2 separate regions of the Homo sapiens genome follow, and region 1 is linked to region 2. Evidence: read pairs that join two places in POLR2A ChIA-PET (ENCODE). Cell type or tissue: HepG2. All regions are shown on one strand.

What was found. Peaks named below come from ENCODE experiments on the same cell type or tissue, not always from the same donor. Only the 100,000 strongest peaks of a DNase experiment are listed, where the experiment ranks them.
Region 1: POLR2A ChIA-PET joins it to region 2 with 6 read pairs; 2 of 35 experiments call an interaction of 5 or more read pairs at or near these places.

The regions. Positions count from the first base shown.
Region 1 is chr16:13,667,949-13,675,948 of GRCh38, forward strand. No RefSeq gene overlaps it. Among named protein-coding and RNA genes, the nearest start is that of ERCC4, 250 kb to the right of the region's middle. In HepG2, no CTCF peak of the experiment used is centred here; a DNase peak (open chromatin) is centred at 4,493.
Region 2 is chr16:13,588,273-13,596,272 of GRCh38, forward strand. No RefSeq gene overlaps it. Among named protein-coding and RNA genes, the nearest start is that of ERCC4, 330 kb to the right of the region's middle. RefSeq lists an enhancer at 6,889-7,822. In HepG2, no CTCF peak of the experiment used is centred here; no DNase peak of the experiment used is centred here; H3K27me3 peaks cover 519 bases.

The DNA.
Region 1 (8,000 bases), 80 kb after region 2:
CTGAAAGGAAATATTGTGAAGAAGATTAAGAAAATGATAACTTTTGCCAATACATAGAAGTTTTATGGAAAAAAAATTTTACATGGTAGAATTTCCAAATCTGAATCATTTATAAATGAACATCTCAGATCACGTATTCTAAAAAGGGACTATTGTAATTATATTTTTTAATAAGATACAATGTAAACTCTTAAGTGTTACTAAGCAACTTAAAAAAAATTTCCTATTGATTTTCAATGACTGCTTAATTTAACCCTATTTTTCCTCAGATTTCAATAGGACACTTTCTTCAAGTAAACCAGAATTTCTGTGCTTCAAGACTAAAATCACCTACAAACAAACAGGGCCACAGTCTTACTGTATCTTTTTCAGGTATCCAAAAGACTTTTTCTTCTGCCATAGTCTTTAATTTTCCTATCAAGAAGACCTACAGAATGTCTGTGATATTCAGAATCCCTCCTAACCAATTAAATCACTCAAGGTCTTCTAGCTCAAGAAATACTTGGGTAAGTAAGTGACCTTGGGCAAGTCACCTCGCCTCTCTAAGACACAATTTGGTGGGGAGAAGACACAATTGGATTAACTTGACAGTTTCTAAGGTTTGGCACCGAAGGCAGTAATCTTAAATACAAATTTATATTTTATGTTTAAAAGCACTAAATCCAGAGTAAGATATATTTGGGTTAGAATTTCTAGCTCTGCCATTCACTATCCATTAATTCTTAGAAAATTTCCTTAACCTCTCTAAGCCTCTATTGCCTTTAAATGAAATAATACTATTATCTGCAAGACAAGATTATTGTAAAAATTAAATGAGATAATTCATCTAAAACAATTAACATAATGCCTAGCCCATGATTCATCTTCCATAGCTCTTAGCTCTTACATGTTATTATTATTATTATTATTATTATTATTATGAATTGTAACTGCGATAGTGGATTTTCCTAGAACTAGCTGTTTGGTCCCCTCCAAAAAACTGGAGGACTTCGAATCACATTATCAATGACACTCATACTGCATAGCCTCTTCCCAACTATTGCTCAGAAAAGGCCAGTCCTTCTCCTGGGTACCTGATCTTTAGAGAAATATCTCATTGTTTTTCATGGAAATCAGAGGCTTTTTAGTGATCCTGAAATTTAGAAAACAGAAACAAACAAACAAAGAAAAGAAAACCCCCAAAACTGTGGCACAAATACTCATTTAAGTTTGTTGATTTAGCTCCAACATTTTAAGACCATTAATTTCTCACTAGCCCTGTCTGTGTTAATATAACTTATGGCCATTTAAAAAACAAAACTATTATCTCTAGCATGTAGATTAATAGACGCCCAATCATTTAGCCTGGTGCTTATGCAAATGCTTTTGTCTTCCTCTGGACAGGGTGGACAAGGTGGTCAGGAGGGCAGATGGTGAGGGAGAACTTGTGTTTATGATCATTTGACTGGCTGTCTGGGTCATTTTAGCTGTCAAACCTGATTTCCAAATTAAAACATCAAAATCATAAATTACCCCCCAAATCTAGTACAATAATTCCCTGCTTGCCTTTTTCCCTTGCTCATTATGCAATGTTGTTCTTACAACAAGGCGATGACCAGCTAGTACTCAAAACCCCATGATGGGTTCCTTTGGAAAACCTCCAGGAAAAGCTTGTCTTCTCCTTGAAGTTGTGTCACAGGTTGACTTAGGTGATTTTCCCATTCCAATTTCACTCTGGCAGACCATGTCTCCAAGCATCATCCTACTCTAGTTTGCAATAAAGATAGAACTGAGCCAGGTTTATTGGGCAACTCCCCACTACCTCTACTTGTAATTTTTAACAGAAAAGTACTGGTTGACTGATAGTATATTTTCAGCATTCTCAATTAATGTTGTCCACTGCCTGGTTCACATCGTTCTTCCACTAAAGGATTAGAGGGATAGAGAGAGAACAGCAGATTTGGAGCTAGACTGCTTGTGTCTGCAACCTGCCTCTGTGGTTTATTAACTACGTGACCTTAAAGAGATGATTAACCTTTTAAAATTGAAATGCCCCTGCTAGGCACCATACTCCATCCATCAGCAACTCCTGTCCTATCTCCAAAATAAATTACAACTCCTCTTCCTTCTTTTCATCTCCACCACCACTCCAGTCTGCCCATCATCATCTCTTTGCTGGGCTCTCTTGTCCAGTTGTTTCCAATCTGGCCTCCCTGCTTCCTCCTCTGAATGTGTATGATCCAGTTTCCACACATAGTGATTTTTTTTTTTGTCTTTCTCCCCTCATTGAAATTACTCTTTAGCTTTCATCTCCAACGTTTCTTACCATGGCTTCTGAGTCACTGGGTAATCTGGCCCCTGCCTACCTCTCAAGCCTCATTTTTTCCTTCACCCTGCTCCCATACCCTAGCCTCCTGTTTTGTTCTTCAAAAACTACAGTCTGTCTCATCTCCATGCTTTTGGACATGCTGGTCAGTCTTCATGAAATGCTCTTTCTCCAGATTTCTATGGGGGTGGCTTCTCTTTATCTTTCATATTGCTTTGTATAAGTGTTATTCCACCTGACTATCACCCCTGAATTAGTATATTTTATAGGACTCTGGGTTTTTCAGAGCACTTATTACAAATTAAAAATATCTATTTATAATTTTCTGCTCTTCTAGCAAATGTTCAGTGTTTTTGGGGAAAGGACGATGCATGTTTTATTCACAGTTATCTCTCCACTACATAGCTTTAGTAGGCAGATTTCTAAGACAGCCCCCAACATTCCTTCCCCTCATGGTATACACCCTTTATAACTCCCTCTCTTGAATGTACAAAGGATTTATGAGCAAGAATGATATTTCACTTTCATGATGAGGATATATTTTATGGGAAAGATGAAGCCATTTTGTATGTGTAATTAAGGTCCCTAATCAGTAGACTTTGAGTTCATTAACTGAGGCATTACCCTAGGTGGACTGACTAATCTGGTGAGTCTTTAAGTCAAGCGAGAGAGATCAGCAGCAGCAACAAATGTTTGTCCAGTGTCTTGAAGAAGTTAGCTCTCATGTGAGAGTAAGAGTACAGGCGGCAAGGACCTGAGGGTGACCTCTGGGAGCTGAGAGTGGTCTCCAGCTAACAGCTGTCAAATACTGGGGAATCTCAGTGATATAACCACAGAGAAATGGATTCTGCCAAAATCCTGTGAGCTTGGAAGAGCCCACTGAGCACCAGGTGAGACTGCAGCTTGATGAACACCTAGATTTCAGCCTGAGGAGACACTAAGCAGAGGACCCTGCTAAGCTGCACCTGGACTCTTGACCTAAAGAAAGTGTGAGATAACAAATGTGCGTTTTAAACCACTTAGTTTGTGGCAATTTGTCACACACCAGTAGATAGCTGATACAAATAGCAAAGTACCTGGCACTTACGAAGCCCACAGTGAATATCGTTGCATGAAGAGATATCCAATTTTATTCTCACATGCATTGCTGGAGTAAGAGGACATATTTATGTATGGAAAGGGAGGGAAAGATAAGGGAAGTAAGTACTTTAATAGGAGGATGAAAATGGAAAGGGAGAATCAAAGCATGGACAAACACTTCATATTAAGTTGTTGCAAAATTGCACTAGCTCAAACATAATACTTTTCCAAGGGTGAGCCTTGCCCTTACATCTCAGCATAACCTAAACAATCCAAGGTATATTTGTCCAAATGTCTGAGACTATTTGGAGAAGAAAACATTAGAGATGTAGACATGAAATAATGGGTTTTACTCCCTGTAAATTAAAGAAGGCCGTATTCAGAAGAACAAAACAGAAGAAATTCAACAAGAATTCCAATCAAGGGTAGAAAAAAATGCAAATTTTATTTCTAGTGTTTCCAAAAACTCAAACAAAGCAGACCTTAACTCACATAAGCCTCAGTACACTTTGAACCCTCAAGTCAATGCACAAAGCAGGAGAGCCTTAGATGTTGTTTACTTTGTTTTGTTTTTTCCTTTTTCCCAGAGAAGCATAAACCTAATATGTACACCTTAATTATAGCATCAAGCACTACTTCCTAAGATTTATCAGGTTGCTCATGGAGGTCTCAAAGGGATCCAGCCTGTGTGAGTAGAAAGACAACCGCAACAAGGTTGAAAGGCATTGATTTTCTCTGCAACTCCTGGGCTATGACACCAGCAACAAGTCCCTCTACTTCATTTCTGGATCCAAGCAGTTGTAAAAAGGGAATCATAATTCAAGCTATCCATCATCACTTGGAATTAGTGTGAGGGTCCCATGAACACACAGCGTCTGGAGCTACGGAGGTGTGCAATTTATTAAAAGCTAGTCACACAGAGAAGTCAGTAAAATGCTTAGTGGGAGAGATCTTGTCTTTGTCTTCTACTCAACAATCAGTAAAAGGCCCTGGACCCAAGAAACAATCAATCTTCCAAGGCTATTGTTGAAATACTTACTTCATCAGCATGCCTGGAGAGCTAACACATCAGGAAAACACAGAAGAGCTATTGTTCTACCAGCAAGGCACTGGGATTCACAGGCTGTTTCCCATACTAGAATGTTATATCACTGATACAAACTTTGACTTGTTATTTATGCAATGACCATTATTGGGCATTTTTCCTCTGTTTGGCTGTAGACAGGAGGAGTACAGCGGCAAATAAAACAAATCCCTTGTCTTCATGCAGGTTGCAATATTCTTTTTTTGTTTTGTTTTGTTTTGTTTTGAGACTGAGTTTCGCTCTGTCACCCAGGCTGGAGTCCAATGGCATAATCTCGGCTCACTGCAACATCCCCCTCCCAGGTTCAAGCAATTCTCCTGCCTCAGCCTCCCAAGTTGCTGGGATTACAGGCACCTGCCACCACGCCTGGCTAATTTTTGTATTTTTAGTACAGACGGGGTTTCACCATGCTGGCCAGGCTGGTTTCGAACCCTGACCTCAAATGATCCACCCCTCTTGGCCTCCCAAACTGCTGGGATGACAGGCATGAGCCACCATGTCCAGCCTGCAGTATTCTTTAAAGACAATCTTTGCCTTTCTCCTTGACTTTAACATTTCTCCTTGACTTTAGCCCACCTACACATATCTCCAAGTCTTTTCATCATACTATGTTGTTGAGATATTTCCTTCATGAAGACTTCCCTTGGTCTCCCAGCTGAAGCTGTCCCCAGAATATCGAGGTTCGCAGATTAACTCATCATGAGGTATCTTGTGTTATATACCTCCCTTCTACCCTACATCAAACAGCTTGAAGGCAAAGATAGCACTTTGATCTTGGTATTTATTGCCCACAACACTTTGAAAAACATCTCACCTGAGCTCAATGAATGCTCATCAATATCAGTGACTCTCAGCCTTGTTGTTTCAACACATAGTGTTTCAAATAATTTGTTTTCAATAAAAACATATAGTTTATAGATGCCTTTAAAAGTAAATTAGAAGACTGGGCACAGTGACTCATGCCTGTAATTCCAGGACTTTGGAAAGCCAAGGCGACAGGATTGCTTGATCCCAGGAGTTCGAGACCAGCCTGGGCAACATGGCAAAACCCCGTTTCTACAAAAAATACAAAAATTAGCTGGGCATGGTGGTGCATACCTGTGATCCCAGCTATTTGGGAAGCTGAGGTGAGAGGATCACCTGAACCCAGCAAGTCGAGGCTGCAGTGAGCTGTGATTGTGCCACTGCACCCCCGCCTGCACATCAGAGTGAGACCCTGTCAGGAAAAAACAATAAAAAGTAAATTGGAGGATATTTAAGGTTATCCCTGTAATCACATTACCTTGACTCAAGTCATTGTGAGTGCTCTCTTGAATAGGTGGAGTAGAGCTATCACTTGGGAACTAATAACTGTGCATATCTGAGGACATTCGTGGGAGTTTGCTATTGACGTCAACTTCATCCATGATTTGGATTCTAAAGGCAAACAATTATGAGAGAGAGTTGATTTTTCCAAAACATTTAAAAAATATTTTATTACGTAAGTTAGATATCTATATCTATAAAGTAGGGAGTAAAAATCTCCTCCATTTAAAATGACTGTCCATTGCTAACCACTGTTAACAGATTATTTCATGGCCTTCCAGATTTCTTTTTAGGCTCATACATACATTGCCATAGTCTCATAAAAAATCACACTTTAAAGCTCTACTCTATTTATATAAGGCAGACATGATGTTACATTATATGAATATACTATCATTTGTTTAGCCAATCCTCTTTTATTACACACTCTATTAGACAATTAAGACAACTAAATACCATTTTAAAATGATTTTTAGAGATCCAAATTCCAAATTATATTCTTCTATGTATAAGTCTATCCATTCCAATCAAAAAAAAAGAAATATAATCAAATACATCAGTATTGGCACAACTTAATGTAAATGCATTCTTAGGAAATACACTATTTCAAAGAAAAATGATATTCATTCCTAGGCTCTATGTTGGTTTATTTTTAATATGTAACAATAGCATCCTTTCTAATTAGAAGGTATATTTTTCTCATTTCTTTTAAATTGACACATAATAACAATACATATTTATGGGATACAGTGTGATATTTCAGTGCATGCATACAATGTGTAATGAGCAAATTAGGACAATTAGCAAATTTGTCATCTCAGACATTTGTCACTTTTTTTGTGTTGGTAACATTGAAAATCCTCTCTTCTAGGCCAGGTGTGGTGGCTCATGCCCAAGGCAGGTGAATCACTTGAGGTTAAGAGTTTGAGACCAGCCTGACCAACATGGTGAAACCCCATCTTTACTTATTAAAAGAAAGAAAGAAAATCCTCTTTTCTAGCCACTTGTTAATACACAATATACAATAAATTGTTAACGATAGTCACCCTACTATGCTATAAACACTAAAGTTTCTTTCTTCTATCTACCTCTACTTTTTTGTTTGTTAAGAAACCTCCACTTACCTCCTTTCTCTGTGCTATTCCCAGCCTCTCATAACCACTCTTCTACTTTCTACATCTATGAGATCAACTTTTTTAGCTTTCACATAAGAGGGAGAACATGTGGTACTTATCTTTCTTTGCCTGGCTTATTTCACTTAATATAATGGCCTCCAATTTCATTCATGTTGCTTCAAATGACAGAATTTCATTCTCTTAATGGCTGAATAATATTCCATTGTGTGAACAGGCCACATTTTCTTTATCCATTCATCTGCTGATGGACACTTAGGTTGATTCCATATTTTAGCTATTGTGAATAATGCTGCAATGAACCTGGGAGTGCAGGTCTCACTTCAATATTCAAACTTCCATTTTTTTGGATATATAACCAGCAGTTGGATTGCTGGATCATATAGTACTTCAATATTTATTTTCCATAATGGCGATACTAATTTACATTGCCACCAACAGTGTATAAGCAGTCCCCTTCCTCTGCATCTTCACCTGCATTTGCTTTTTGTCTTTCTAATGATTGCCTTTCTAACAAGTGAGATGACATCTCACTGAAGGTTTACATTTCCATGAGGATTTGTGATGTTGAGCATTTTTTCATATATCTTTTGGCCATTTGTATGTCTTCTTTTGAGAGATAATTATTCATTTAATTTACTCATTTTTAAATCACATGATTTATTTTTGTGGGTTTTTTTTTTGTTTTTCAGTTGTTTGAGTTTCATTTATATTCTTTTCTGAATTTTCACTTTCATCAAAATAATACATATAAAAATCAAATAATGCCATAATAAAAAATGGCAGTCCCATGTCCCAGCATTCCTATCTTCCAATTGTCATGCCTCAGAGGCAACTGTTTTAAACCTTTTAATTATTTCTTTTGGTATTTATGTTCATATTACTAAATATCACATAGTATACTGTTTGTTTTCCTTGAATTTTCAATATTAGATCTTCATTGACTGCCTTTTGCAGAAGATTATAATTTAATTTTTTTATTTCAATAGCTTTCGGGGTACAAGTGGTTTTTGGTTAGAAGGATGGATTGTATTGCGGGTTTTTTTTAACTTCTATTTTTTAAGTTCAGGGGTACAAGTGCAGGTTTGTAACA
Region 2 (8,000 bases):
CGGAATGGAACAGCTAATATTCAAAATGAAGGAATCTAATTCAGAAAGATCTCACTAGACTGAAACATTGGGCACAAGCCAAAAGATGAGCATTAACCAGGATAAATATTACCTTTTTAAAAATCAATTGCTCAAGTAGAGAATGGAGAAGATCTGGCTTGGCTGTGGTTCCCATGAGAAAGACCTGGGATGTGTTGGAGGCTTGTGCGAGCCAAAAGCAATACAATGCCATAAAAAGACACCAATAGAGAAAACTCTTTCAGTTAATAAATGAGAGAAATCCAAATCAAATTGATTAAAGTAATATGGAGAACTTATTGGATCATATACCTAAAAAGACCAGTAGTGAACTCTAAATATTAGTCATGTTTTAATATGTATCAACCAACCTCCAAATCTCAGTGGCTCTCAAGAACAAACATTTGGGTCCATGGGGCACCTTGGCTTGGCTGGACCAAGCTGGACTCAGGACTTCTGGTTGCTTCTGAGTGCTCCCTGGGTCTTCAGTCTGGCTCCCATCCAGAGAGACAGTGGCAACTTGGGTAGGGTCATTTCATGGCTAATCACAGGAGATAAAAGGGCAAATGGAAATGTAAATGCTTTAGGTTCTCTGCTTGGAACTAGCAAACCTCACTACTGCTCACATCCTGTTGGCCACAACGAATCTTGTGACTGGGACCACATCAGTGGAGTTCAGAATTAAAATCCATCCTATTTATTAGGAGGTATTGTGGTTGCATGGAAAAGATCACAGATGTGTAATTCCTTTTTTTTTTTTTTTTTTTAAGATGGAGTCTCACTCTATTGCCCAGGCTGGAGTGCAGTGGTGTGATCTCAGCTCACTGCAGCCTCTGCCTCCTGAATTCAAGCCATTCTTCTGTCTCAGCCTCCCAAGTAGCCGGGACTACAGGCACATGCTACCATGTCTGACTAATTTTTTTGCATTTTTAGTAGAGACAGGGCTTTACCATATTGGCCAGGCTGGTCTTGAACTCCGACCTCAGGTGATCTGCCTGCCTCAGCTTCGCAAAGTGCTAGGCGTGAGCCACCATGCCCGACCAATATGTAATTCTTTTTTTCTGAGACAGGGTTTCGTGCTGGTTGCCCAGGCTGGAGTGCAGCAGCACGATCTTGGCTCAGTGCAACCTCCACCTCCCGGGTTCAAGCAATTCTCCTGCCTCAGCCTCCCAAGTAGCTGGGGTTACAGTCGCCCATCACCATGCCTGACTAATTTTTGTGTTTTTAGTAGAGACAGGGTTTCACCATGTTGGCCAGGCTGGTCTTGAACTCCTGACCCCAGGTGATCCGCCCGCCTCGGCCTCCCAAAGTGCTGGGCTTACAGGCCTCCCAAAGTGCTGGGCTTATGGCCTCCCAAAGTGCTGGGCTTACAGCCACTATTCCCGACCAATGTGTAATTCTAATACACTTTGTGTACTAGAGAAGGAGTGATTCAGTCTCCCTCATTCTGGCTACAGTAAGTCTGGATTCAGAAATTCAAATGATGCCAACAGGAGTCTATTTCTTTCTTCTGTCTGCTTTCCACTATATTGACTTTAAGTACTAAAGTTATCTACACTTACAGCTTACTGCCTACCTTAACATGAACTTACTATTCTACTGTTTTCATCAACATAATTTTACTGTTCCAGGAAACTCTTGCCCAGCAAGATCAAAGTTGCAAACAGCTTTATTGTTCATTCAAGGAACTTTATGAAAGACCTATCAATTCTCCAACTGACAGCATTAAACAATAATTTATAGCCAAGAGTCTTAGAATTGCTCATCTCACATCTCTCATTTCCCTGTGTGTACCAATCCTTAACTATTATATTGCAATCCTTACCAATTCTAAGTCATTACATCAAAGTCCCACCTTACATCAGACTCCAAAATCTCAATAAATATATCTATTTTGTCCTTCCTCCTCTGAGATGCTACTACAACTCTATCAAGATAGTGCTCTTTCTTCTCGTGGTAAAACTCAACTCAACGTTGTCTTATCAGCAGGTTGTTTTGAGGAGCCAGCATTCAATAGCCTCATTCTCAAGCCACTAGACAGCAAAGGTGGCCACCAAACCCTTCAGATTTACGTTATTAAAAGCAGAGTATCCCTATACGAAAGAACAAAAGCTGTTTCTTGGTAGCACCAGCAAAAGTCCTACGCAAGGCTTTGATAGGCCCAAGTCAAATCACATGCCCAACCCTAAATCTAGGAGTCTTTGGGGATATTGTGCTGTGATAATCTTTGCCTGAATTCTTGGCTACTGCTGAAGGTGAGAATGGAATATAACCCTCCTGGGGCTGGGCTCGGTGCCTCAGTCATGTAATCCCAACACTTTGGGAGTCCGAGACGGGCAGGTCATGAGGTCTATCCTGGCCAACATGGTGAAACCACGTCTCTACTAAAAACACAAAAATCAGCTGGGTGTGGTGGCGCGTGCCTGTAATGCCAGCTACTCGGGAGCCTGAGGCACGAGAATCGCTTGAACCCAGGAAGCAGAAGTTGCAGTGAGCCGAGATTGCACCACTGCACTCCAGCCTGGTGACAGAGCGAGAGTCCATCAAAAACAAAACAAAACAAAACAAAACAAAAACCACCTTCCTGAATCATATGGACTGAAAATAGAGGAGATGTGGTTCCCCAGAGGAAAATGCAGCATTTGCTGCCAGGAGAAGGAACAATGGTCATTGAGTAGATAAAAATGACAAATATTTGTTATACTATCTTAGTCGGCCATACCAATAGAAACTACGAGGTCACAAATAAGAAGAGAAAAGCTTTACTGCATTGTTTAATGCTGATTTCTACAGCATTAAACTATAGTGTATCCAGAAGACAGAGCACTACTAGTGAGGGAGTAGGCACCAGTTTAATGGTGAAGCCTCCAAAGTTTATCATGAACAAGCTCTGTGGCACAGAGCTCCTAAAACCCTTTTAGGTTGATGATAGTAGCATCTTTGCTTCCAACGAGGAGACTATTGATGAGTTCCCAGACAGCTTTAGGGCGAGGCTAGTCCATTACTTTTATTGGCGAAAATAGCTATTACTCCTGCACCAACCTTAATAATTGGAAGTTTGGAACGTTCAGCCTCAGGCTCCAACTCCCAGGGAGGGGAGAGGCACTGACATTGAATTAATCCCCGATGGCCAATGATTTAATCATCATGCCTACATAAGGAGACCTCCACTAGAACTCTTCAACCGCAAGGTTCGGACAGCTTCTTTTTTTTTTCTTTTCCTTTTTTTTTTTTTTGAGACGGAGTCTTGTTCTGTCACACAGGCTGGAGTGCCGTGGTCTGATCTTGGCTGACTGCAACCTCCACCTCCCGGGTTCAAGTGATTCTCCTGCATCAGCCTCCTGAGTAGCTAGGATTACATGTGTGCACCACCATGTCCGGCTAATTTTGTATTTTTAGTAGAGATGGGGTTTTGCCATGTGTGCCAGGCTGGTCTTGAACTCCTGACTTCAGGTGATCCCCTCTCCTCAGCCTCCCAAAGTGCTGGGATTACAGGCGTGAGCCACCGCGCTCCACCATTGGAGAGCTTCTTGATGGGTAACACATTCAGGTGCTGGGCGGGTGGCACACCTGGGGAGAGTGTGGAGGCTCTGTGCCCCCGCCTGCATACCCTGTCCTATGCATCTCTTCCATTTGTCTGTTCCTGCATTGTATCTTTTTTTTTTTTTTTTTTTTTTTTTTTGAGATGGAATCTTACTCTGTTGCCCAAGCTGGAGTGCAGTGGTGCGATCTCGGCTCACTATACCTCTGCCTCCCAGGTTCAAGTGATTATCCTGCCTTAGCCTCCTGAGTAGCTGGGACTACAGGCACACATCACAACACCCAGCAAATTTTTTTTTTTTTTTTTTAGTAGAGATGGGGTTTCACCATGTTAGCCAGGATGGTCTCGATCTCCTGACCTCGTGATCCGCCCCCCTCGGCCATCCAAAGTGCTGGGATTACAGGCATGAGTCACTGCACCCAGCAAGTTGTATCTTTTATAATAAACTGGCAATAGTAAGTAAAATATTGTCTTACTTTGTGTGAGTTGTTCTAGCAAATTTTCAAACCCGATGAGGGGTTGAGGGAACCTCTGAATTTGTAGTTGGACAGAAGTGTGTGTAACTGGAGTCCTGATACTTGCAACTGGTGTCTGAAGTAGGGGCAGTTTCTGGGACCACGCCCTGAAACCTCCACTCCACGTGGAGTCTGACACTGATGCCAGGAGGTTAGTGTCAGAAGTGAACTGCATTGCAGGAAACCCACTTGGTTTTGGAGAGATGGAGAGGTGTTGAAAACAGCACCATGTATTGGTATAAGGAGAAAACAAAGTTCAAAGGGGGAGATCTTAACGGTATGTCATACATAAAAGAAAATAAACCTGACTCACACCTGATCCATTCAATTCAATATAAAAAAAAAATGGGCTTCAAGTTCATTTGCTTCATAGTATTCTTTGATTTCAGTAACTAGTTGACAACTTCTCTACCAGATCCTGACCATAGCAAAAGTTCTATGCCAAGCACCGGGTCAGATGCTAGAGCCACATCTTAGAAAAGACGCTGACCACGTGATTAGTGGTGGACGAGATCCAAGTTACCCTGAGTTACCAGCAGCATATCCATGCGGATGTGCAGCAACTTCAGTCCGTCCATCCTCAGAAGAAAGAATTCAACTGAGGGACATAAAGCAGAAAAAGAGACCGAGGCAAGTTTCAGAGCAGGAATAGAAGTGTATTTAAAAAGGCTTTAGAACAAGAAAGAAAGGAAGGTGCACTTGGAAGAGACCCAAGCGGGCACATGAAGGTTAAACAGAAAAGAAGCATGTCTACCCTTGATACTCGGACTTCATAAGCTCGCCTCTTTCCCATGATTCTTTCCTGAGGGTGGGCTTCCCTCCTGCACAGTGTCCTCCTTACCCTCAGGAACTGAGCACATGCAGTGTGTTTAGGAAGTTGTACATATGCCCATCTGAAGTTCTCTTTTTCTGGTGGAGCGTCACTGGAAGGTCATAGTTCACCATTTTCTCTCTTAGTGTGTATGTCCCGGATGTTTTCCTCCCCAGCATCTGCGTTCAATTAACACTTTAATGTTAATAGCTGTGGATCATCAGGAAATGGCCTTTCCCTGGCACCCTCAGTGGGCTTCTGAATTATCATTTTTAGACAGGCGGTGTGATCATCATCGAACCATGACCTGACACTCCTAGTGAGTGTGGGGAGAACCCCTCTGCCCATCTACCTGGAACAATATGAGCTATAAAAAAAAAAAATTATCCAAAATTGGCCAGGGGCAGTGGCTCACGCCTGTAATCCCAGCACTTTGGGAGGCCGAGGCGGACGGATCACCTGAGGTCGGGAGTTCGAGACCAGTCTGACCAACATGGAGAAACCCCGTCTCTACCAAAAATACAAAATAAGGCAGGCGTGGTGGCATGCGCCTTTAATCCCAGCTACTAGGGAGGCTGAGGCAGGAGAATGGCTTGAACCCGGGAGGTGGAGGTTGTGGTGAGCCGAGCTCGCACCAGTGCACTCCGGCCTGGGCAACAAGAGTGAAACTCTGTCTCAAAAAAAAAAAAAAAATGCAAAATTTAGAAATAAGGCCAAAAAACACAGCATGACGCTCGATATCATGCCAGGCCATTGCCTAATAGGCCTGTTCACTCGAGGATTATTTAATTCTCTTAGAAAAAGTATCTGCATTGGCTTTGCTATTTAGTCTATCATTAGAAACCAAATACTATGAAGTTATGTTTCTTCTTGTAAATTCCTATGAAGTAGAAAAGACGGCTCTACAGGTACACTTTTATTTCTCTGTAGGACATTGCCCAGTTTTGTATCTAACCTAGCAATCTTGTCCTAAAGTTCTTCTTTACAAAATGCCTATAAATACCCAGTTCTTCGAACTGCTCTTTGAGCAAGTTTTACCATTGTACTGATTCTTTCATTAAAGAGTGAAATAAAATCTTGGCATGTGTTCAATTTATATTTGCACAGGAGTCATGGTTTTCACTTTTTGAAAAGTATTCTTTGATAGAATTTTCTAGGCTACTAAGAGAGAGACATTAAACAAATTACATTTGGGAAGGGTATTAAGAAGTAATTATAGTGTGTTATCCTGCAAGAAAAGGATTTCACATAGTGTAAGAATTGGGAATGGCTTCCCTGAAAACGTGACATTTCTTGATGCGTGAATGAGAATCAAGTGATGGAAGGAAAATTTGGAGCCAGGCATGGGCCTGCTTCAAAGACCCAAGGCCAAGGGTAAATGAGAGGTGCATCCAGATAGCACCAATAGGTAGAAACCATCCAGGGCACATTTTTCACTAGAGGGGTTTGAATCAGAGTTCCTGGGTCTCCAGGGATGTCAGAATCCCAAAAACGAGGATGGACTCTTAAGCCTCTGCATCTCTGGTTAGGCTTGCACATGACTTTGGCTTCTGTGTAAGTTGTCAAATGACTCCCACAAAATAGCTCAGAAGCTGATCCCTGGACTCAGCATCATTGGAACTACTTCATAGCTCAAGTTTCAGGGAGCAGGAAGCAGTTTCCTTCTCCTGGACTGAAGGACCACGGGAGAAGGGAAGCACATTGCATAGGCCCAACAGAAAACACCAGGCTCTCATTGCCTGTGTCACACAGAGGCCTCTTTAAATCTGCATCCGGTTAAAGGGAGTAGCTGCCATCACGTGGGCTCACTCTGATCCCTGTCTCTTCTTTGTAGCTGAGGGGAGGTTGGATAATAAGCCCCAACAGCTTCTCATTTGGTTGCAAATTTCAGAAGACAAAGGGAAAATAAGAAAAGCCAGGGTTACTGTTGCCAGGATATTAAGCCACTCATGATAACACAAGTTAACTAGAATGCAGTAGAATGAGGTGGCTTGTCATCTGGGCTGGCTGGGCCCTGACTTCTCAGACACAGAAAGGTCTTTGTGAGGGAATTTGGACCTGGGGGATTTGGGGACTAAGTACTGTGTTCATCAGGCAATCAATCCAAGCAATTATCAGCCACAAAAACAAATATGTTTGGATTTTCGACACTCATAGGAGAGGAGCAACACATTTATTGATTGATTGAATGAGACAAGGTCTGGCTCTGTCGCCCAGGCTGGAGTGCAGCGACAGGATCTCGGCTCACTGCAATCTCTGCCTTCTGGATTCAAGCCATCCTCCCACCTCAGCCTCCCAAGAAGCTGGGACTACAGGTGTGTGCCATGACACCCGGCTAAGTTTTTGTACTTTTTTGTAGAGACGGGGTTTTACCATGTTGCCCAGGCTGGGCTCAAACTCCTGAGCTCAAGCAATCCGCCTACCTTAGCCACCCAAAGTGCTGAGATTACAGGCATGAGCCACCGCACCTGGTCAAGGGAGGAGCAATTCAGAATGGCAAAAACAGAGCTGACACTGTTTGTAGACATACAGACCTGGGTTTGAATCCTGACTCTGTCTTTAGAACCTTTCACAACTAGACCCAACTTCACCGCTGTGGGGGATAACAATAGTTGCCAGCTCTTATGGAGTGAATGTTAGTGTCTCTCCCATCAAATCCTACCCGTGATGTGATGGTACTAGGAGGTGGGACCTTTGGGAGGTAATTAGAAGTAGATGAGATCATGAGGGTGGGGCCTCGACAAATGGGATTTGTGCCTTATAAGAGTCAAAAGAGAACTTGCGTCTTCTCTCTGCTCTCTGCCATGTGAGGACACAGGGAGAGGTCAGTGGTCCACAACCCAGAAGACAGCCTCCACCAGAGCTCAACCATGCTGGCACCCTGATACCGGACTTCCAACCTCCAGAACAGTAAGAAATAAACTTCTGTTGTTTATAAGCCACCTAGTTAATAATATTTCATTACCGCAGCCCAAGCTGATGAAACACTACCTCATGGGGCCAATCTGAGCGTTAGGTGAGATAATTCATGCAAAATGCTTAGTTTAGCGTCTGGCATGTAGGAAAGGTTCAACTAATCTTATCTATCATTATTATAACTATAATAATAATACCA